2 separate regions of the Homo sapiens genome follow, and region 1 is linked to region 2. Evidence: chromatin loops called from intact Hi-C (ENCODE). Cell type or tissue: B cell. All regions are shown on one strand. Links, peaks and the distances in the headings refer to the core of each region. The heading gives the core; the rest is flanking DNA.

Evidence for each region. Hi-C counts contacts between places; a loop is a spot of excess contacts. Peaks named below come from ENCODE experiments on the same cell type or tissue, not always from the same donor. Only the 100,000 strongest peaks of a DNase experiment are listed, where the experiment ranks them.
Region 1: it touches region 2 in a loop (2.3-fold over the local background); 24 of 110 quality-filtered maps call a loop at or near these places.

The regions. Positions count from the first base shown.
Region 1 is chr9:132,331,294-132,342,268 of GRCh38, forward strand. It overlaps SETX (senataxin), which reads right to left. Exons shown (of 26, transcript NM_015046.7): 6 at 5,003-5,222; 7 at 3,315-3,434; 8 at 1-155. Among named protein-coding and RNA genes, the nearest start is that of SETX, 18 kb to the right of the region's middle. In B cell, for the core only: no CTCF peak of the experiment used is centred there; no DNase peak of the experiment used is centred there; H3K27ac peaks cover 330 bases.
Region 2 is chr9:132,279,014-132,290,558 of GRCh38, forward strand. SETX (senataxin) reads right to left here. Exons shown (of 26, transcript NM_015046.7): 16 at 9,537-9,638; 17 at 9,223-9,338; 18 at 7,410-7,481; 19 at 4,251-4,400; 20 at 2,454-2,561. Among named protein-coding and RNA genes, the nearest start is that of SETX, 70 kb to the right of the region's middle. In B cell, for the core only: no CTCF peak of the experiment used is centred there; no DNase peak of the experiment used is centred there; H3K27ac peaks cover 1,553 bases.

The sequences.
Region 1 (10,975 bases), core at 1-8,000, 50 kb after region 2:
TATATGTCGGATCTCTCTATTGTAGCTTGCGTTGTTGATAATGGTTTGAAATGCCACAATAGGATCCATAAGTTGACCCCAGACCTTAGATCCAAGGCGATCCAGAATCACCATAAAACAGTGTAACGCTGGCCAGAAAGGATCCACACTATCATCTGAAATACAATGGCACAATCGTTGAATTACTAAACAGTTAGAAAAACATACTACAATATATTGAGAATTAAGCATATTCTTTATCTGGTGAGTAGCAACCCAACTAAAAGCCAAGGAGCAAATAATTTAAAGCAGTGCCGCCACCAGTCCTCAGACACACAGAGGGTTTCAAAAGCAGCCACATTTTCAAGATTTTTTGCAAGCAATACTATGATACGTCTGTAAAAAAAAAAAAAAATTTAGTGGCAAACAAATTACTTAATGGGCAAGAAAACAGTCTAGGTAAGCACAATCTTTTCACACCCTGTTTGCCATACCAGAAACAACCTTTTCTAATTCAGCTCCTCAACCCCTGCCAAAACTTTGTAGTCCCATCCTCCAATAACTAACAGAAAAGAAGAGGAAAAAAATAAAGGAAAGAGAAAGAAACTTGGTATTTACAGATCTACATGAAGCCCATAATACAAGAAATTCTCTTTCAGCATCATCCTGAATTTTGTGTCACGCATCTAGTGTAAATGACTAAATTCTTTAGCTAAGGAATAAGGCAAAGATACACTCTTCATCCATCTGTATCTCAACATGGCTTTGCTGTTCTCTACTTTTCATCCAACCTCCTGCTTCTCTATCAAATATGCAGTAGCAAGATACCGCCCTACTCAAAGACCTTCAATGGATACTTAATGTCTTCCAAGAAAATTCAAAATCCTCAGTCAAGAACTTAAAAGATATTGATCTACTGTTTATTTCCATTTTTATTTTTCATATTCCTATAATCATACACTATCTACAGCACAAATAGATCACTGGCTTTTTCCAAAATAAGCACTAGAATGCCCTCAATTCTAGCACAACATATCAAAATCCTATCCATCCTTAAAAGTCCAGCTTAAATGCCTCCTCCTATATTAAACATTCCCCCACTTCAGTCATCTACAGTACTCTTCTGAGGCAAGTGCTTGAATTCACGCAGTCACTGCTATTGCTACGTCATCCTAGAACTTGTGACTTTACTTCCCTCATACTTCTCAGACTTTACCACAGTCATTTGAACTTTCTTATATATGTTTGTATCCTCCACTGCATCTGAAACAGTGCCTGTGTCTAATAAGCTCACAAGAAACAAAGTAGTTAGATGAAGACAATTATGAAAAGTTTCTCAAAGAGGTAATTAAAATTTTGAAGACAAGGCTGGGTTCAGTGGCTCACACCAGTAAATCCCAACACTTTGGGAGGCCGAGGCAGGAGGACTGCTTGAGGTCAGGAGTTCAAGACCAGCCTACACCCATAGTGAGACTTTGTCTCTAGCAAAAATTTAAAAATTAGCTGGGTAAGATGGCACATGCCTGTGGCCCCAGTTACTAGGGAGTCAGAGGCAGGAGGATGACTTGAGCCTGGGAGGTTAAGGCTGCAGTGAGACCTGATTGAGCCACTCCAGGGTGGGTGATAGTGAGATCCTGTCTCAAAAGAAAAAAAAAAAAAAAGGTGTTTGTTTTTTTTTAAGATGGTTAAGGGAGCTAGCTTAACAGAAAGGACAGAATTATACATGTAGTTAGGCACAGGGAAAGAAATGAACAATTTATGCAGTAAATGTTGGCAAAAGAGTAATAGCCTCAGACATAATCTAGCAAGAAAATATATGCCAAAGGCCGGGCGTGGTGGCTCATGCTTGTAATCCCAACACTTTGAGAGGCCAAGGCAGGCGGATCACATGAGACCAGGAGTTCAAGACCAGCCTGGAAAACATAGTGAAACACCATCTCTACTAAAAATACAAAAATTAGCCAGGTATGGTGGTGCATACCTGTAATCCCAGCTACTTGGGAGGCTAAGGCAGGAGAATCGCTTGAACCCAGAGGCAGAGGCTGCAGTTAGCCAAGATCGCACCACTGCACTCCAGCCTGGGTGAGAGAGAAAGACTTGGTCTCAAAAAGAAAAAAAAAAAAAAGAAAAAAAAAAATATATATACACACACACACACACACACACACACACACACACACACACACGCCCTATCAACAAAAGAATAACATTAATATATTTATATTAGAATCTCCCACAAATGAGTTTATATACAACATTCAAGTTGCATGAAGAGAATGAGGGGAAAAAATTATACTCATTATGTTTTCTCATAGGATCTGGTATACTTGGTCTTTATTAATTCATTACTTCCTAAAGATTAGAAGCACTTATTTAATTACAGATCCTTCATGATTAGCATGATACAAGCATCAGCAAAAGGAGGTCAGGATCTAATAATAAACATGACTACAAGTTTTAGGCCTCATTATCTAGACTATCTGGAGCAGCATATCCAAGAGAATGTTCTGTGATGATGGAAATCTTCTGTCTCTGCATTGTTCAATACAGTACAGGATAGAGTACAGGCACGTGTGGCCATTGAGCCTTGAAATATGACTAGTGGGACCAAATAACTGCATTTTTAATTTTAATTGACTTAAATTTATTTTAATAATCACATGTGGCTGGCAGTTACTGTATTAGAGAACCACAGAGAAACAAAGAGGCAGGCAAAGGGAGGCCATGGGACAGAGAAGGCTTACCCCACAATGTTAACCACAATGTCATTACAAATGGGTCTCCCAGAGGTTCTGATGTTCATCCTACCACCAACTTTTTCATCATGAAAAAGTAGATTAACTTCCCTTCTTCTATGAAAGGAAGGTATTGAATTAAATTATAAAGGTCCTTTCTGATTTAAAAGTCTCATGCCTGTAATCCCAGCACTTTGGGAGGCCAAGGCAGGCAGATCACCTGAGATCAAGAGTTCAAGACCAGCCTGACCAACGTGGTGAAACCCCGTCTCTACTAAAAATACAAAAAAATTAGCTGGGCGTGGTGGTGCACGCCTGTAGTCCCAGCTACTTGGGAGGCTGAGACAGGGGAATTTCTTGAACCCAGGAGGTGGAGGTTGCAGTGAGCTGACATCGCACCATTGCACTCCAGCCTGGGCAACAAGAGTATGACTTCGTATCAAAAAACAAAACAAAACAAAATAAAAAGTCTGAATCTATTACTAAACCAGAAAAATTCTTTTCTCCACAACATACACCAATTCCTGCAGTGACACTATCATTTTTAAAGTGCATCATCATCACTATATTCAACAACATTCAGCAAGTAAAGTTTATTACCATCTGCTTCCCTCTCCATAGTGTGAAGTATCGATTGCATAAAATCATTTTGTTTGTCTGAGCCCAACAACAGGGAATCCATGGCTTGTTCCTCAAGAATGGTCAGCAACATGCAAATACCTGTAAGATCATTTAGAGTTATCTTGAATTGATGAAATAATACTATACTAATGCCTGGTTTAGTTTGCAAAAGAATAACAAGGCAGGAAGATGAAGCAAGATAGTATTTAGTTTCTCAAACATTTAAGTCTCAGATATTCATACACAACTGCTCCCAAGTAATAGAACTCTAGACTAATTCAAGTGTGAAAGTACAAGATGGTTAGAAAACAATTTCTAACATAACTACCATGTAACTTGTATCTCACCAATATAAGATGCCTTCAATTTTAAGATGTACCATATTCCATATACCACTAAGAAAGAAAAAAAAAATCACTGCCATTTATGACACGTGACCTTAAGATTTGGAATCAAGGAAATGGTATAGAAGTATTTTGAGGCCGGGCGTGGTGGCTCACACCTGTAATCCCAGCACTTTGGGAGGCCAAGGCGGGCAGATCACAAAGTCAGGAGATCGAGACCATCCTGGCTAACATGGTGAAACCCCGTCTCTACTAAAAATACAAAAAAATTAGCCAGGCGTGGTGGCAGGCGCCTGTGGTCCCAGCTACTCGGGAGGCTGAGGCAGGAGAATGGCGTGAACCCAGGAGGCGGATCTTGCAGTGAGCCGAGATCGCGCGACTGCACTCCAGCCTGGGCGACAGAGCAAGACTCCGTCTCAAAAAAAAAAAAAAAAAAAAAAAAAAGTATTTTGAGCCACAATAGGACTTGTAAACAATGCTGTCAACTCTTTCTACCAGGAAAATTTAATTTTTTTTTTTTTAGGAGACAGGATCTCCCTCTGTCACCCAGGCTGGAGTGCAGTAGCACAATCCTAGCTCACTGCAGCTTCAAATTCCTGGGCTTAAATGTTCCTCCTGCCTCAGCCTCCCAAGATGCTGGGACTACAGGCGTGCACCACCATGCCCAGTTCTACCAGGAAATATTTTACACACTGAAAAAGGAGTATTAACAATCAAATCCTATTTAAAGCCAACTATTACACTAATATTTTGTTAATAAAATGTGGCCGTAAACAAGATTCGATTCATTTGCCAGTGCTTGAAAATGTACTGCTTACTACAGAAAAGTTTCTAGGATATAAATACTGTTTAATAACAAGATATGTAATAGTTAAGTCAACTTAATGACAGAATAAGAACTGAGAACTATAAAATCCTATCTTCAGTAAGTTTCATCAGATCACCAAAGAGAACACTTCCCTTTTAGGACCCTCATAGGAACTACAGGGCCGGGCGCGGTAGCTCACGCCTGTAATCCCAGCACTTTAGGAGGCCAGGGTGGGCAGATCACTTGATGTCAGGAGTTCAAGACCAGCCTGGCCAACATGGTGAAACCCCGTCTCTACTAAAAATACAAAAAATTAGCCAGGTGTGGTGGCGTTTGCCTGTAATCACAGCTACTCGGGAGGCTAAGGCAGGAGAATTGCTTGAACCTGGGAGGTGGAGCTTGCGGTGAGTGGAGATGGTGCCACTGCACTCCAGCCTGGGCAACAGAGTGAGACTGTCTCAAAAAACAGAACTATACGAAAATACCAATTATATTAGTGTAGGAATAATACTCACCTAACCAATAGCTTTTGTAGTTGGTAGTATCATACATGTGTGAGGGCAGAAGAATCAGTTTACCCTTCTCTAGGACAGAAGAAGTATAAATGTCTGGACTCTCTAAAAGCCCCAACTCAATGACTTTAAAAAGGCAAAGTAAAACTTCTTGTAAGTCATAATAATCATCTCTGTCCACTTTCCCCAAGTTTCTTGCAGTCAAGATAGCCCAACGCCGAACCTAAATGCAGAATATATTTATTACTTAATTCAATAAACAATGGTCTACAAACAGCAAGAACACAGAAAAGAAAACAGGATTCTCTGCATATTTTAAAAGACATGTGACATATTAATTAATGCAATGTGTGGACCTTATTTGATCCTGATTTGAACATACTAACCCCTAATAAACAGTTTTAGACAATCATTTCCATTCATTCAAACACTGACTGGCAAGACAACATTAAGTAATTATTCTTTTAGATGCAATAATAGTATTTTTCTGGCTGGGTGCAGTGGCTCACACCTGTAATTTCAGTACTTTGGGAGGCTGAGGCGGGCAGATCACCTGAGGTCAGGAGTTCAAGACCAGCCTCGCCAACTTGGCAAAACCTTGTCTCTACTAAAAATACAAAAAAATTAGCTGGACTTGGTGGTGCACTCCTGTAGTCCCAGCTACTTGGGAGGCTGAGGCAGGAGAATTGTTTGAACCTGGTGGGGAAAGGTTGCAGTGAGCCAAGATCCTACCACTGCACTCCAGCCTGGGCGACAAGAGTAAGACTCCATCTCAAAAAATATATATATAATAATATTTTTCGTTTTTTTTAAGTCTTTATCTTTTAGAAATACATACTGAAATATTTTGTGGATGAAATGCTCTGATATCTAAGATTTGCTCTAAACTAATCTAAAGGGGAGTGGAATGTTGACCATGTATTGATAAAGCTAACTGATGGATTATGGGGGATTCATTACACCATTCTTGCTACTTTTATGTTTATCATTTTCCATAACAGAATGTCCAAAAAAGGAAAGAAAACACAAAATGAGGAATCTCAAAAGAAATCAAAGGGCATTTCTAAATGGCAGAATAGCATAAAGAAGTGATTTTAAATTTCTTGGAGACTATGAATTAAATTTAGTGCTCACAACCAACCTTAAAAAAAAAAAACAAGAACAGAAAAATATCAAGAGTGCATCCTTCATAGTAAAAGTATTATTTTACAAAATACATTATATAGGCATATGCATACACAAGGAAAACATTTTTTACTACAGATTGTAATCAAAAAGTTGGAAAAACACAGACCCCACAGGTAAAAGCATGAGCTCTATGCCAACATAAGCAACAAATTATAAACTACTGAAAAAGTTTTGGAATCCATGAGACCTTACTGATAATAAGTGGTAGAAGGGGAAAAGACTCTTGATTACTGTACAATCAATGTCAAGTGGTAAATAGTAAACATGGAGAGTGCTGGAGTTAGGAAATGACCATCTTGCAATCACCATAGTTCAGGCAAGACACATTAATGAATGCTAAATTTAGGAGATCTTGATGAAATGCATAGTATTTACATGGTCTTAAAGTATCTAAACAATAGAAATTACACAGCAGAGAAATGGGACAGCACCTTCACCGAATGCTCAAAATTAACATCACCATGAGTTGCAAAGGATATGGCGTGCCTCTGTCTACATATGACAAGCTGAGAAGGACAGTAACATCACTTACATGGTACTCCAGCTGGGAATGTGTAACCTGAATCTATGCATGAGGAAACATCAGACAAACCCAAAGTGAGGAACACTCTTTTTTTTTTTTTTTTTTTGAGACAGAGTCTTACTCTATCGCCCAGGCTGGCATGCAGTGGCACCATCTCGGCTCACTGCAACCTCTGCCTCCTGGGGTCAAGTCATTGTCCTACCTGAGCCTCCTAAGTAGCTGGGATTACAAGGGTGCACCACCACGCCCGGCTAACTTTTGTTATTTTTAGTAGAGACGGGGTTTCACCATGCTGGCCAGGCTGGTCTCGAACTCCTGACCTCATGATCCACCCACCTCGGCCTCCCATAGTGCTGGGATTACAGGCATGAGCCACCGTGCCCAGCCTCACTTATTTTTTTAAAAAGAGGCAGAGCAGGAATGACTGTATTCTTCAGAAAAGTAATTTTCATGTAAGACAATGAAATGTTCCAGATTAAAGAGGACTAAATGGACGTGACAGCTAAATAAGACCTTTTACCAGCAATAACTAGAGGTTTTGCAAATGCATGACCTCTCCAAAATTGTATTCTCAGGCTATCACACAAAAATAAAATGGTATATCATTGTGGTCTTATTATTTCCCTGATCATTAAATAGAAAACATTCCTTCATATATTTATTAGCTATTGGTAGTTCCTCTTCTGTTCTGGGACATGCCTGTTCAGATCTTCATCCATATTTTTTGTATTGTTAGTAATATGATTATCTTCAATTTTTTACTTTATTTTTTTGAGAAAGAGTCTCACTCTGTTGCCCAGGTTGGAGTGCACTGGCAGATCAGGGTTCACTGCAGCCTCAACCTCCTGGGCTCAAGTGATCCTCCCACCTTAGCCTCCTGAGTAGCTAGGGCTACAGGTGTGCAACGTTATGCCAAGCTAATTAAAAAAAAAATTTTTTTGTAGGGATAGGTTCTTGCTATGTTGCTCAGGCTGGTCTTGAATTCTTGGCTTCAAACAATCCTCCAACCCTGGCTTCCCAAAGGCCTGGGCTTTCGAGCATGAGCGACCATGCCCAGCCCTTTTCCCAATTTTTAACTAGTATTTTCACTCTCTTTATGGTATTTTTTGATAAACAATAACTTTTCATTTTAATATAGTCAAGTTCATCAACTTTCCTTTCATAATCAATGCTTTCGTTTCTATAAAACCCTTCCTCAGGCCAGGCATGGTGGCTCATGCATGTAATCTCAACACTTTGGGAGGCTGAGGTATGGGGGCACTTGAGCCCAGGAGTTCGAACCCAGCCTGGGCAACACAGTGAAACCCCATCTCTACAAAAAATTAGCTGGGCATGGTGACCGAGGAAGGAGATTTTGGTGAAATGCCTGAGCCTGGGAGGCAGAGATTACAGTGAGCTGTCATCACGCCACTGCACTCCAGCCTGGGTGACAGAGCAAGACCCTGTCTCAAAAAAATAAAACAAATCTTTCCTCACCTTACAATCTAAATGCTGTACACCTCTATTTCCTGCAAAGAGTTTGAAAACTGAACCTAACTATGGTTTTTTAGATAGATTTTGTCATTATGAATGATAATAAGGTAGGGATCTAACCTCTCTTTCCATATAGTACAACTTTCCTTTTGTGAGATGGAGTTTTGCTCTTGTTGCCCAGGCTGGAGTTCAATGTTGCAATCTCGGCTCACTGCAACCCCTGCATCCCGGGTTCAAGCAATTCTCCTGCCTCAGCCTCCCAGGTAGCTGGGACTACAGGCACACACCACCACACCTGCCTAATTTTTTTGTATTATTAGTAGAGACAGGGTTTCATCATGTTGGCCAGGCTGGTCTCAAACTCCTGGCCTCAGGTGATCCGCCCACCTCAGCCTCCCAAAGTGCTGGGATTACAGGAATGAGTCACCGTGCCCAGCCATATCTCCGGTATTTCTTTGTCCTGATTTTTATTTTTCTCTTTCTGGGACGTCTTACATCTTTGTTAACACTACTACTTCTACCCTCCATTTATCTTTTAGCTTTTCTTTTTATATTTTCTATTTCTCTTTTTCTTCTTAGGGATTTGCTCATTCTGGTCTTCTAATACAGTCACTCATTCTCTTGGCTGTACCCACTGTATTATCTATCCCATCTTCTGAAGCCTTTATTTTAAATATCTCATTTTTCAATGTTACAACAACTTGGCTTGGTTCTCACATTTTCTTTCTTTTTTTTAATTATACTTTAAGTTCTAGGGTCCATGTGCACAATGTGTAGGTTTGTTGGTTCTCACGTTTTCTAGTTCTCATTTCACATTAGTATCTTCCCGTATTTCTTCTAGCATGTTTACTATAATAATTTTAAATTTACTGGACAAGTGTCCTAATATATCTGCTTCTACTGAAATCTTCATGTTTCTCATATGTCTATTATTTTTAGTTTGTGAATTCCTTTTCACTCTGGGGTACTGGCTCCTATCAGGCGGTGCCTATGGAAGGCCAGACTCCAGACTGGCTTATGCCCAATCAATTCAGGGCTGAGTGATGGATAAAATCCAAGCCAGAAAAACGTACTCACTCACTGCCACGCATTTTAGTTTTCTAAGTCAGGTCGTCACCCTTTACTCCCGGGCAGAAGCAGCATTAGAAGACACTACTGGGCTGTAATCCCCCAAGTCCTGGGGTTAAGAGGGGATGATAATGAAGCAATTATCAGTGGTTAATTGGTCTCCACCTGCTTGTCTCAGTGCCTCACAAATATTAGGGGTTATCCACTGTGCTGATTTCATTCCTACCTTCACCTGGATCAGATCTTTTAGTTGAGAACAGATTTGGATGCAGGTTTTATTCATCTAAGGCAATGATGAGGGAGAACTGGAAGCAGAACCTTAACAGTTCCTTTTCTACTTTATTCTCCCACAGCCCATTTTATTCTCTGGCTGTGGGAGAATGCTCTGAGAGGTAATTCCATAGTGCCTCCCACAGGCACTGCCAGATAGGACCCAATACCCCAGAGTGAAAAGGAATTCACAAACTAAGGATGTTCTCCTCCCCATCTCCCACATTCACCTTTCAAAACAGCCCTTGTCGGCTGGACGTGGTGGCTCACACCTGTTATCTCAGCACTTTGGGAGGCCGGGGTGGGTGCATCATTTGAGGTTAGGAGTTTGAGACCAGCCTGGCCAACCTGGTGAAACCCTGTCTCTACTTCCGGCGTGGGCAACAGAGCAAGACTCTGTCTCAAAAAATAAAATATAATAATAAAAAAAATTTTTTTTAATAAACCAGCCCTTGTCAACTCAGAGTTTCTCTCAATGTTCTCCATTTTCTCTTTCAAGTTCCTCTAGAGTTAAACCTAGAGAAAGGACCAACAGTGCTGGTCTTTGTTCTGTCAGAGCATGCGCTTTCCTCGTGTGTTTCAGGGATTTGGTTTGCAAGCTCATCCGACAGGGAGGAATTCTGTGTCCCTCCTACCACTACCCCTCCCCTTCCTAAATATAAATTTGGGCTGCTTTCTATCCATCCTTGAGAGTCCTGCTCCAGAACTAGGTCTACTATCAGCAGCTCAGGGCTCCCAACCTTTGGTTACATAAGGGCTAGGCAGACTCAGTCACCAAGGCTGCAAGTGCTTCGCCCAGGCACTGGTTACAAGACCAGACCTGCTTCCTCCATATGTAAACAGCTTTTAAAAAGCCAGTGAACCTTTTTAATACTTTGGCAACCTTCTTTCACAGGCAAAGAAGCACCCCCATCCGCCCCTTGTTTGGAGTGCAGAGTTTGGCTTTGGTTCTTTGCCTTGCCTGGAGTATACTTCTAATTCCTGTTGTCCTGCACAAGCTGAATCCCGAGCTACCCACCGCCACCCAGGCCAGGTTTCCACTCATTTATTACTTCATGTTTCTGTTCCATTGCTGGTCCACAGAAATAAGTTTTCCTTTGGAGGAATGTGATTATACCCCTTTAATTTCCTCCTTTTGCTTTTTTTTAATATCATTGGTATGTGTTTGGCCCAGAGGAAACTGAAATTCACCATCATCTTGACTGGCAATCCCATTACCATGCTTTTTTTAAAAAACGTAATTTTTCTTGCCTTACATTGGCAGAGTAGCCCTTCCTGGCTACTGGCTTAATGTAGTCACTCAGTTCTAGGTGGCATTAGGCATGAGACCTGAAGCACAGACTGTCTTACCACAAAAGGTGACAAGATCTCAAACCTTAGCCAAAGGGCTATGTCAGGTTTCAATGCTATCTGCTTCTGTTCCTGCTCACTGTTCTGGATTTTGTCCTTCTTCA
Region 2 (11,545 bases), core at 1,860-9,859:
CAATGAGCATATCCTTCGAGCGTGAACTTTAAGCATAAAGTCAGCACTTGGGAAGTTTCAGATGGTGAAGCATTTCAAATTTTTGAATTAGGAACGCCGAAGCTGTGCTAAATGGATTTCACAAACCAAATAATGGGTTATATTCTGCAATCTGAAAAACAGTGACCTAAGTGACAAGTGGGATAAACTGTCTTGATGTTACCACAGTTGTGCCTTGGGATCTACTTTCCGATGGCAGCAACACAGAAAGTTTCAAAAAGGGGAGGGGGAGGGATAGCATTAGGAGATACACCTAATGTAAATGACGAGTTAATGGGTGCAGCACACCAACATGGCACATGTATACATATGTAACAAACCTGCATGTTGTGAACATGTACCCTAGAACTTAAAGTATAATTAAAAAAGAAAAGTTTCAAAAAGTACTTTATCTTAAATAACCCTGAAGTAAAAATGTGCTGAAAACTTCACTAAGATGATGGAATCTTCATGAGTGATGTGAAAGATACTGGCACTGAAGACGTGCAAAGCCTGAATAAACTTGTTTCACAAACTATGGGAGTGGAAGAAAGGCATTACTTCTTAACCTATTTATATGTGTGATTTTAAACAGGTTTGTGAAAGCATAAAATAATTATTAATAGATACATGCCAATTTTCCCTAAATCCTCAAAAGTTTATCTGCGTTAGCTCACAAAACCTAATTTTTAATCTTTTCTTTGGGGAAACAGAAAAGGAAGTTATGTAAGGTAACGCATCTACCTCCAGACAAAACCTTAGTCCATTCTACAAATGACATAGATTTATTAATATATATTCTGACATGGGAGGATGTCCCTGATTTACTGATTGAAAAAAAAACCAATTCTGCACAGAATGATTTTGCCACCTTTAAACAAAACCAAACCCACGTACATATACACATAAACATATACATGTATACAAACCATATACCACTTTTTAGTAACTGACTCACTGTTAACCCCTAGAATACAAACACCATAAGGGCAGGGATTTTGTCTGTTTTCTTCACTGTCATAACCCCAGCCCCTAAACAGTGCCTGAATTATGGTGGCACTCAATATATACATACTGAAAAAGACGAATAAACACACAAATGCCTAGCAATATCTGTTAAAAATACTCACTTTCACTGTAATTACCACTAGAAACAGGTGGTCAAAAAAGGCACCTTATGGAAATGAACTTTGTAATTATTTTCTCAAAATAGCCTGTTTTATTTGTACAACAATTTAAACAGCACAAATGGATTTTTTTTTTCTAATTTTTGTTGTTTTTATCAATCATTGAAGTAGGCAGTAAAGTTGAGGCCCATTAACAATCTCTCTTTTCACTATATGCCAAGGCCCTTCAATGAAATCCTGCATCATTTAAAGAAATGGGATACAGAATTTGCTCTTCATTATTCTCCGTGAACAAAGTTACCTGCAGCAGTTCTTCCCTACACACACGGGTTTTCACTGGGTGACGGGTGTGCTTCTGGGCCACACTCTAACATGATCATGTACCTGCGCTCAAATGTCATACAAAGAACTGCACTATCATTCTGAATAATTCCGAAATCAAAAACCACTAACGATAACCACCTGCATTCATTCCAAGCTTCAACAAAAATGCTTTGAAAATGATCTGTTCTCTAGGATTATTTATGAAGCCACTGCTCAATTATCTGTATAAATAATCTATGTTATTAGTAAAAAATACACATTTCATTAAATTTCAAAACCTCTTCAGATTACTTCAAAACATCTACTGGATCCTGATTCTAATGTGCATTTCCAGGAGAATCTTTCATGAGATTAAAAAAAACCAACAGAGAAGAGTAGACTACAGTCTGGTTCTTCTCTTCCCAAAGTCAGAGCTTGTAATTGAGTCTTTTTTTCCCCTGTACCTTCACTTTCAGATGATGTGAAGGGCACAGACATGTTCTTGTATTAACACTAGAATACCAAATTCTAAAAATGGAAATGTACTCCAAAATTAATTTAACTTCATGTTTTCCTCAATTTGTACATATTTAAACAAAAATGAGGAGGGTAGGATTCTTCTCTTTATTTCTGAAGTTTTTCTTTTATTATTGTTTTGGTGTTTGTATGATTAAAATAAATCAGATTCAGCTCTTAAGAGACTTAAAAAAGGCAGACATGCACACTGCCTTTCCCAAAGCTTGGTTTCCATGGCACGTCATCCATCTAGGCTTCCAAGTCCCTGCCACACTGCTTCTGCCACACATACACAGAAGAACAACTATGACCAAATGGACATTTTTAGGCATTTTTTAAAATTTATTAAGTGCTTCTCTTTTCTTAGTTACTGCTTACTTTTCCCTCCAAATTAAGAGGCCAATCCAAGAAAGATGTCTCTCCCTCCTGAAAACAAAAATTTTAAAAAGCCCCTTCCATTTTAAAGCAATCTGAACATAAAAAACTTACCATAGAGATGACTGTCGGAGGGAGCTGCTTAGGATCTCCTACTAGGATGAGCTTATTGCAGCGATGGATGAGTGGAGTAAGAGTCTCAATTTCACAAGACTGTCCAGCCTTGGTAAGATACAGAAGAGAGAGGCAGTCTTAACAATCTTTGCTATTTATCCATATAGTTTATCTGATTAAAGTTCTAACCATTCAGAAAAGTATCACACTTCTCCTGCACCAAATATCAAAAATACAAATTTTCCCTGAAAACAAAAAAACAAAACAAAACCAACAAAATAAACCCTCCAGGCTGTGTGCAGTGGCTAACACACGTAATGCCAGCACTTTGGGAGGCCGAGGTGGGTGGATCACCTGAGGTCCGGAGTTCAAGACCAGCCTGGCCAACATGGCGCAACCAAAAAAATTAGCTGGGCGTGGTGGCAAGTGCCTGTAATCCCAGCTACTTGGGAGGCTGAGGCAGGAGAACTGCTTGAACCCAGGAGGCAGAGGTTGCAGTGAGCCGAGATCACATCACTGCACTCCGGTCTGGGTGAGTGCAGACTCCGTCTCTAAAAAAAAAAAAAAAAAAAGCAAGACTCCGTCTCAAAAAAAACAATAAATAAATAAAAAGTAAACTCTCCAAACATGTCTAAAAAAAAAATCAAACTTGTATTTTTGAAGTCAGCCACCAACGGGGCCACTACCACTTGGGAACCAGCCGTAAGTTCAGAAGGCCATGCACATCCTAGATGCGTGCTTTTTGTTCCTGCTGGGCATGAGCCTGAAAAATTTTTCTCCTTTAAAGTCCTTTTAAAACTTTATTTTAAATTTTTTATTTATTTTTTAACTTATTTTTTTTTTTTTTGAGAGAGAGAGTCTCACTCTGTCACCCAGGCTGGAGGGCAATGACATGATCGTTGTTCACCGCCTCCCGGGCTCAAGCAATCCTCCCACCTCAGCCTCCCGAATAACTGGAATGACAGGCACACACCATCAACTCCTGGCTCATTTTTGTCTTTTTAGTAGAGACAAGGTTTCACCATGTTGCCCAGGTTGGTCTCAAACTCCTGGGCTCAAGCGATCCACCCTCCTCAGTCTCCCAAAGTGCCAGGATTACAGGTGTGCACCACCATGCCCAGGCCCTTTTCAAAACTTTGTATTTGAGGTTCAGAAATCACATTAGGAGCGTCCATGAGTGTGTTTCCCCATATCTTTCTTCCTTGTTCCTCAGCATGCCTCTTTGATGACAAGACTCAAATTTCTCTTAAATTCAATGACATTTTCTTCAACTATTTAATCATTTCCACTTTTTGTCCTTTCCTTCTGGTGAAAACTGGATCTTGGGTCTCCTGATCACTCAATTCTCTGGTATCTCCTGCTCCATCTCTTTTGTCTTCTGACTCTACGTTCTGACAAACAGTACGTACCCAATAAATGTTTGCTCAAAGAGTGAACTAGGAATAAAAGACATCAGGTGAACATACTGTGGCTCAAAGCTATCCAAAATTATATTAAAACTACTTCAAAAGGTTACCAGAGATATTCTAAGCAGGAGTGAGACAGTCACTCAGCAGAGATTTTGTTAGAAACCATCAGTCATCCTCAAGACTAACCCCCAATACTGGAAAATCCACTTTCACTATGGAGGGTCATTAAGGAGTATATTTCTACATAAGGGAATACACAGGTAATAGCAAGTGAAAATCAGATGCAAAAAAAAAAAACACATTTCCTCAACATTTCAGCAGCCACAATTCATCTAAGACTTACTCCTCATAGTAGTAGTCAAAGTTGTATGGCTGACCGTTCACTGACCTCATCAACAATGACACAGCTGAAGGGGACACCCCCTTGCCCACGGAAAGCAGACTCAAGTAGTAAACCACCACTTGTGCTCAACGTGCAGCAGATGATATGGGACTCTAAGATGATGATACTCTGTGTTTTCTGTGGGCGTCCTTGAACCTAAGAGAACAAAGGTTAAATCAATATTCAGCTGTACATCAATCCTTGACTATGACAGGCCTATGTTTACTATAAAACACTCACTATTTATTAAAATAGATTTATGACAGAAAAATATTTAGTAAAAGTTAGGGGAAACCCTCAAATCTAGGAAACAGCAGAAACATTTAAGATAATCACAAAGCAGAAAGAATGTGTGCTTCGCGGCTGAAACACAGAATATGATTTAAGCACATTAAAAATTTTTATCCAGGGTTTGATTTGGTCAAAGTAGATTACAATCCTTCCTGTAGTCAGATATATGTAGGTAGGTATCTGAAGTAGAGATGTAATAATTCTGAGTTGTGAATTATATGAGTAAAACCAGGGGTGGAATTCAGCCTGAATGTACATTTTTCTGTTAGTTTTTAAGTATATAATATTGCCCTGTCTTTTTTTAGTGCTTTTGCTAGTACTAACAAAAATGCCTGTGAACCTGACAAATCCTCTATTTCCACAGTAAGGAACAGTCTGGTCTCCCTCTCTAACGCAGTGTGCTGTGATGGAGCCGGACGTGAGTGACGCCTCACAGTCACACCTACACTGCTCAGTCAATCAGCATTTCCAGCAGAGATTCAGTTTGCTGCTTTTTGCTACTAAGAAGTAGTGGTGATTCATCTCAGCACATACGATATATTCAACCATGGAATTCAAGGCATTCGTGTGAGCTTTAGGAAGAGGGTGGCACTGTGGTCCTCCACGGCTCACACAGTAAAGCACTGTCAGACACTGTCCTCAGCCACCTAGTGAGTACAACTGCTGAGCATAGTTTCATGGCCCACAGAACACATGTGATGAGCAGCAAAAAACATCTGTGAAGATGGACTTCATCCTTGACTCAGGAAAGATTAATCTGGGGTTCTGTTTAAAATCTGATTAAAATCTGTTTAATCAAAAGCTTTCACATAACTTTTAGTTTAAATAAACTGCTAATGAAAATATGCATTAAATTCAACTATATTTTAGTCACATAGAGAAAGATCATAATCCATTCAGGAGGAAACTTCAGCAAAAATACTACTAACGTCATCAGTTACTATTACCCTCTTTCCCTGACCCCAGTGTGGTTTGATTAGGGCTGCATTCTGACAATCAGGGTATACACCTGGCTCGGCCAAGCTTCAATGAGTCTAAATCTTACAGGATATTTTCACATCCAAAAAATACTGGAGAAAAGCTACAAAATGTTACAGGAGTCTTATGATCCAACACAAGTACAGGGAGTTTATGCTCTAACCCAAGAATTGCAAAAAACAAAAACCAAATATCAAAGTGCTGTACTTTCTTTTGCCGAATTCTGCCCACCATCACTCTACTTCTATCCAGGTTGGAGCTCTGGAGGGCTCACAGTTGCCACCCTCATCCTAAAGCTCATACAGGTGACTTTTTTTTTTTAATAGTGAAAACACCCACAAAGCTATTTTTTTTGTTGTTTTTTTTTTTTGAGACGGAGTCTCGCTCTGTCACCCAGGCTGGAGTGCAGTGGCGCGATCTCCACTCACTGCAAGCTCTGCCTCCCAGGTTCACGCCATTCTCCTGCCTCAGGCTCCCGAGTAGGTGGGATTACAGGTGCCCACCACCACGCCCAGCTAATTTTTTGTATTTTATTAGAGACGGGGTTTCACTGTGTTAGCCAGGATGGTCTCAATCTCCTGACCTCGTGATCCGCCCGCCTCGGCCTCCCAAAGTGCTGGGAGTACAGGCGTGAGCCACCGCGCCTGGCCAAAGCTATTTTCATTAACTGTTTATCTGATGATAATTATCATAATTGTTTTTTGCAGTTTATGGGAAGCAGAAATAGAGCACCTTATAAGAAAGAATTTAAATATTTACCAGACTTAAAACAAAAAAGATAACTTATAACCACCTCTTAGAAATCTTAGATGGTGGTAAGAATTCATTCTTAGGTTAAAGAAAAAAATGCAAATGTTGTTACACCATTTTCTCCACTTCCACAGATGTTTGTAATTTTTCATAACAATTTAAAATGTAACTGAGAAAAGCCCATAGCTGGCCAGGCATGGTGGCTCACGCCTGTAATGCCAACACTTTGGGAGGCCGAGACGGGGGATGACTTGAGGTTGGACGTTCCAGACCAGCATGGCCAACATGGTGAAACCCCATCTCTATTAAAAATACAAAAAAAGGGCCAGGCATGGTGGCTCACGCCTGTAATCCCAGCACTTAGGGAGGCCGAGGTGGGCGGATCACAACGTCATGAGATGGAGACCATCCTGGCCAACATGGTGAAACCCCATCTCTACTAAAAATACAAAATTTAGTCGGGCGTGGTGGCGCACACCTGTAGTCCCAGCTACTCGGGAGGCTGAGGCAGGAGAATCACTTGAACCTGGGAGGCAGAGGTTGCAGTGAGCTGAGATTGTGCCACTGCACTCCAGCCTGGCAACAGAGTGAGACTCTGTCTCAAAAAAAAAAAAACACAAAAGAGGCCAGGTGTGGTGCCTCACGCCTGTAATCCCAGCACTTTGAGGGAGGCTGAGGCAGGAGGATCATGACGTCAAGAGATCCAGACCATCCTGGCCAACACGGTGAAACCCCGTCTCTACTAACAATGCAAAAATTAGCTGGGCGTGGTGGCACACGCCTGTAATCCTAGCTACTCGGGAGGCTGAGGCAGGAGAATCGCTTGAACCCGGGAGGCAGAGGTTGCAGTGAGCCAAGATCACGCCACTATACTCCAGTCTGGTGACAGAGCAAGACTTCACCTCAAAAAAAAAAAAAAAAAAAAATTAGCCAGGCATGGTGGTGCACGCCTGTAATCCCAGCCACATGGGAGACTGAGGTTGCAGTGAGCTGAGATCATGCCACTGCACCCCAGCCTGAGAGACAGAGTGAGACTCTGTCTCCAAAATAAATAAATAAAAGCCCATAGCTTGTCTGAACAGTCATACTTAAATTTTAAAAAGAAAAAAAAAAAAATCAAGAAAATGCTACAGGTGAACTACTTACCTCTTTAATTTTAGAAGCAAGTTCCTGCCTTTCCTTAGAAACTTTGGAAATGTTTTCATCTAATTCTTGCCTCTGGAAAAAAATTCAAATGTCACAATTAAAACTAAACTAAGCATTTTTAAATGCCTTCCAATGGACTACCTCTAATTTTAAAAGAGCCTGTATTTCACCAATGAAAAATGTATTTACCCAGCTTATTTCCTCTTTACCACTGGAGTCCTGACACACTCTGTATGCTGCTGCGTAAGACTCAGCTGTGTTCTGTGCGCTGCACGTGAGCTGTCTGCTTAGCATTCCAGCACTGGGAGCATCACGCCACCCTTAACTTCCAGGTGATTCAAATGAGGCTGTAAATCACACCCCAACCATTCCTCTGGCCACAGTGATGGGCATCTAACACAGGCCTGGCCAATCATGCACCCATCTTCTTAAAAATAGGGATTAGACCTGCTTGCTCACCCAGGGACTAAACTAACTGCTTCTTTGGATATATGGATGCTAAGAGAAAGACTTTCTCTCCCTCTGGGGTTTCAAAGCTGAGATGGTGGAAGCCCTGAGATGCTGACACTCACCTTTCTCAGAAGAAATGGCTGACACACAGAAAAACAAATTATGGAGTGGAGAAATGATATCATGTGACCCTCTGGATCCACCCATACTGAAGCTAATTCCCTTTCTGTCTAACCTAATTTGAACTGGGCTCAACATGCAACTGAAAGGCAACTAATAAACTCAGTATAGCTTTAATATAAGGCAGTACAGCCTATAAGCCAAATGCAAGGCCATGTGCAGGGACTCATGCCTGTAATCCTGGCACTTTGGGAGGCTAAGGTGAGAGGACTGCTTGAGGCAAGAAGTTCAGACCACCCTGGGCAACATGGCAAGACCCAGTTTCTACAGAAAACAAACAAAAAAATTAGCCAGGCATGATGGCACACGGCTGTAGTCCCAGCTACTCAAGAGGCTGAGGCAGAAAGACAGCTCACTTGAGTCCAAGAGCTTGAGGCTAAATTGAACCACAACTGCACCACTGCACTCCAGCCTGGGCCACAAAGTGAGACCCTATCTCAAAAACAAACAAAAACGCAACACCCCATCTATTTTCGTAAATAAAGTTCTACTGGAACACAGCCACATCCATTTGTTTATGTATTATCTATGGCTGCCTTTGTGCTACCAAAAGCAGAGTTGAATAGCTGCAACAGAAACCAACCATATGGCTTGCAAAGCCTAAAATCTTTACTAGAATATCTTGCCCTTTACAAAAAAGTTTTTAAAAAGATTTTTAACAAAAGTAATTTTAATAAAAGAAAAAATGAAAAAAAAAATTAAAACCAAAAGGACAAAAAAAAAAAAAGCAGAAAGAAATGTGTTAATCTGAGACACATTTTTAGTGTCTTAGTACACATTTTTATACATGAATCATGCCATTCCCCAATAAATAAAGGGCATTAAATACTCATTAATTAGGCTGGTCGCAATGGCTCATGCCTGTAATCCCAGCACTTTGGGATGCTGAGGTGGGCAGATCAACTTGAGGCCGGGAGTTCGAGACTAGCCTGGCCAACATGGTGAAACCCCATCTCCATTAAAAATACAGAAAATTAGCCAGGTGTGCCGGCACAACCTTGTAATCCCACCTACTCGGGAGGCTGAGGCAGGAGGATCACCTGAACCCAGGAAGGTGAGGCTGCAGTGAGTCAGGATTGTGCTACTGCACTCCAGCCTGGAAGACAGAGCAAGACTCTGTCTCAAAAAAAACTTGTTAACTAGTTCGTATACCTGAGTTATTATTCAAGAAATGCAAAGATACCTGTATTTCCCGTCCACCTCGGCATAGAGCTCGCTGCCGGGAAAGCTCATCCAGCTGATAATCTAGAAATTCCTTTCTTTTATGCATCGCCTGAACATGAGAAGGTAACTCTTTTTCTAATAAAAATAACAAATAAAAAATTATATGCTATTCTAATTCTAACAAACTCACACACATATACAACACAATGAGAAGGAAAATTAGTTCCCAAAGCCAGACTAATTCTGGAGGCTTCAAATTACCTTTAGTGCCCAAGTCATTTTCCACCAAACAAAACAGAGAAAACACTAGTATATACCACATTCAGTACTTACTCATTCTGTGGTTTACTTGGCTGTCCAAACTGAACTTTAGAACCTCACTATTAATAGACTTTTCTGGACCCAGTCGTACTAAATTTATATCTCCACAGTTTCCTGTTGATAAGAATCACAGTTAAGGACTAATAAGGACACTGCTGATCAATCCTGTCTCTATACATAGTATCTATATTTCTAAGTAAATATGTTAATAATCAGAGAAGGGAGCAAACATGAACTTCCAATTAACCAGACACCAGGGACTACACCACAAACTTCTTATACATTATTTCAGATATTGTTCCTAACAATCCTATAAGGCAAGTAGTTATCATTTCTACCTAATAAAGGTTAGCAAGGCCATCTAAACAGTACACTACAGAGTTGAGATTCTATTACAGTAACATTTTCAAACTATGTTCAGTAGGACATTCCATAGCAAAATAGTTTCAAGAAAAATGATGAGATAAAATAAACGAAGCAGTTCTCTCATGTTGGGGAAAGGGCTTGTGGGGTGCCTGCATAAACCAGCCATAAAAATATGGAACAGTAAGTTGTAGAAAGCCACAAGAGGCCTCTGAGGAGTAAAGCCTTCTAATTGCCATCATGTTCCCATGACCAGAATGTGACCTGCTCTCCTATCTATAAACACTGTGCTCAAGGAGAAAGATACTCCTTTGAAGCACTGGAATGTGGCCAGATATGCCAGCTCCTAGTTAGGCCCACTCCCCACAGCTGCTCTCTGATAAGTTAAAAAATAAATCAGTAGTTAAGTTTATACTGCTTCAGCACAAAGAAAATTTACCTAAACCGCCATTCCTATACATTAGGTGTATGACACACGGCTCTCCTTTCACCATTTCACTATTTATTTCAATAAATAGTGTGGAGATCATAGCTTGGAGCCTTTGCAGCCTCTGATTTGCTCTGGCCCCCTGGTTCCCTCCTTTATGAACTCTTAACCTGTCTCTTCTCATTTCTTTGTCACCACTGCACTTCGGGTACCCTACGGGTGGTATTGAGGCTGATCCCCAACACTCTTAACTGCAGAATATTTCAAAAACTTTTATATGTTATATATTAATATGTAATTTTCAGAACAGAATCTTATTTGACCATCGAGCCTTCTTTTGCAGAATACTCAGAATAAAGCTTTTAAAACTATGTTCCACATCACCTTGATACTCTAGAAACTAAGGGACACAAGATGATAGAAATTCTTGGATATAATAATTGCAAGAACTATAAAAACCAATTTAACCTGCCTGTTTACTAACCACATTTTAATCTCAGGTTAACACATTGCTTTCTTCTTGTCCTTTTGGTTTTAATGTTTTTGTTTTTTTCTTTTATTATAATTTCTTCTATTGGGTTTTTTAAAATCTTTTTTCTGACCAGGCACAATGGCTCACGCCTATAATCCCAGCACTTTGGGAGATATAAGTGGGCAAATCACTTGAGGTAAGGAGTTTGAGACGAGCCTGGCCAACATGGCAAAACCCCATTTCTACTAAAAATAAAAAAATTAGCCAGGCATGGTGGCACACACCTGTAATCTCAGCTACTCAGGAGGCTGAGGCTGGAAAGTTGCCTGAACCCAGGAGGTGGAAGTTGCAGTAAGCCAAAGATTGCACCACTGCACTCCAGCCTGGGTGACAGAGCAAGACTCCGTCTCAAAAAAACAAACAAAAAAACACCTTTATTCGTCTTTATTTTTTTTCCCACGTGTTATTATTTTATTTAAAAATTCTCCATTACAAGGCTGGGCACAGTGGCTCACACCTGTAATCCCAGCACTCTGGGAGGCCAAGGCAGGTGGATCACGAGGTCAGGGGTTTGAGACCAGCCTGGCCAACATGGTGAAACGCCATCTCTACTAAAAATACAAAAATTAGCTGGACGTAGTGGCACATGCCTGTAATCCTAGCTACTCGGGAGGCTGAGGCAGGAGAACTGCTTGAACCCAGAAGGTGGAGGTTGCGGTGAGCTGAAATCGCGCCACTGTACTCTGGCCTGGGAGACAG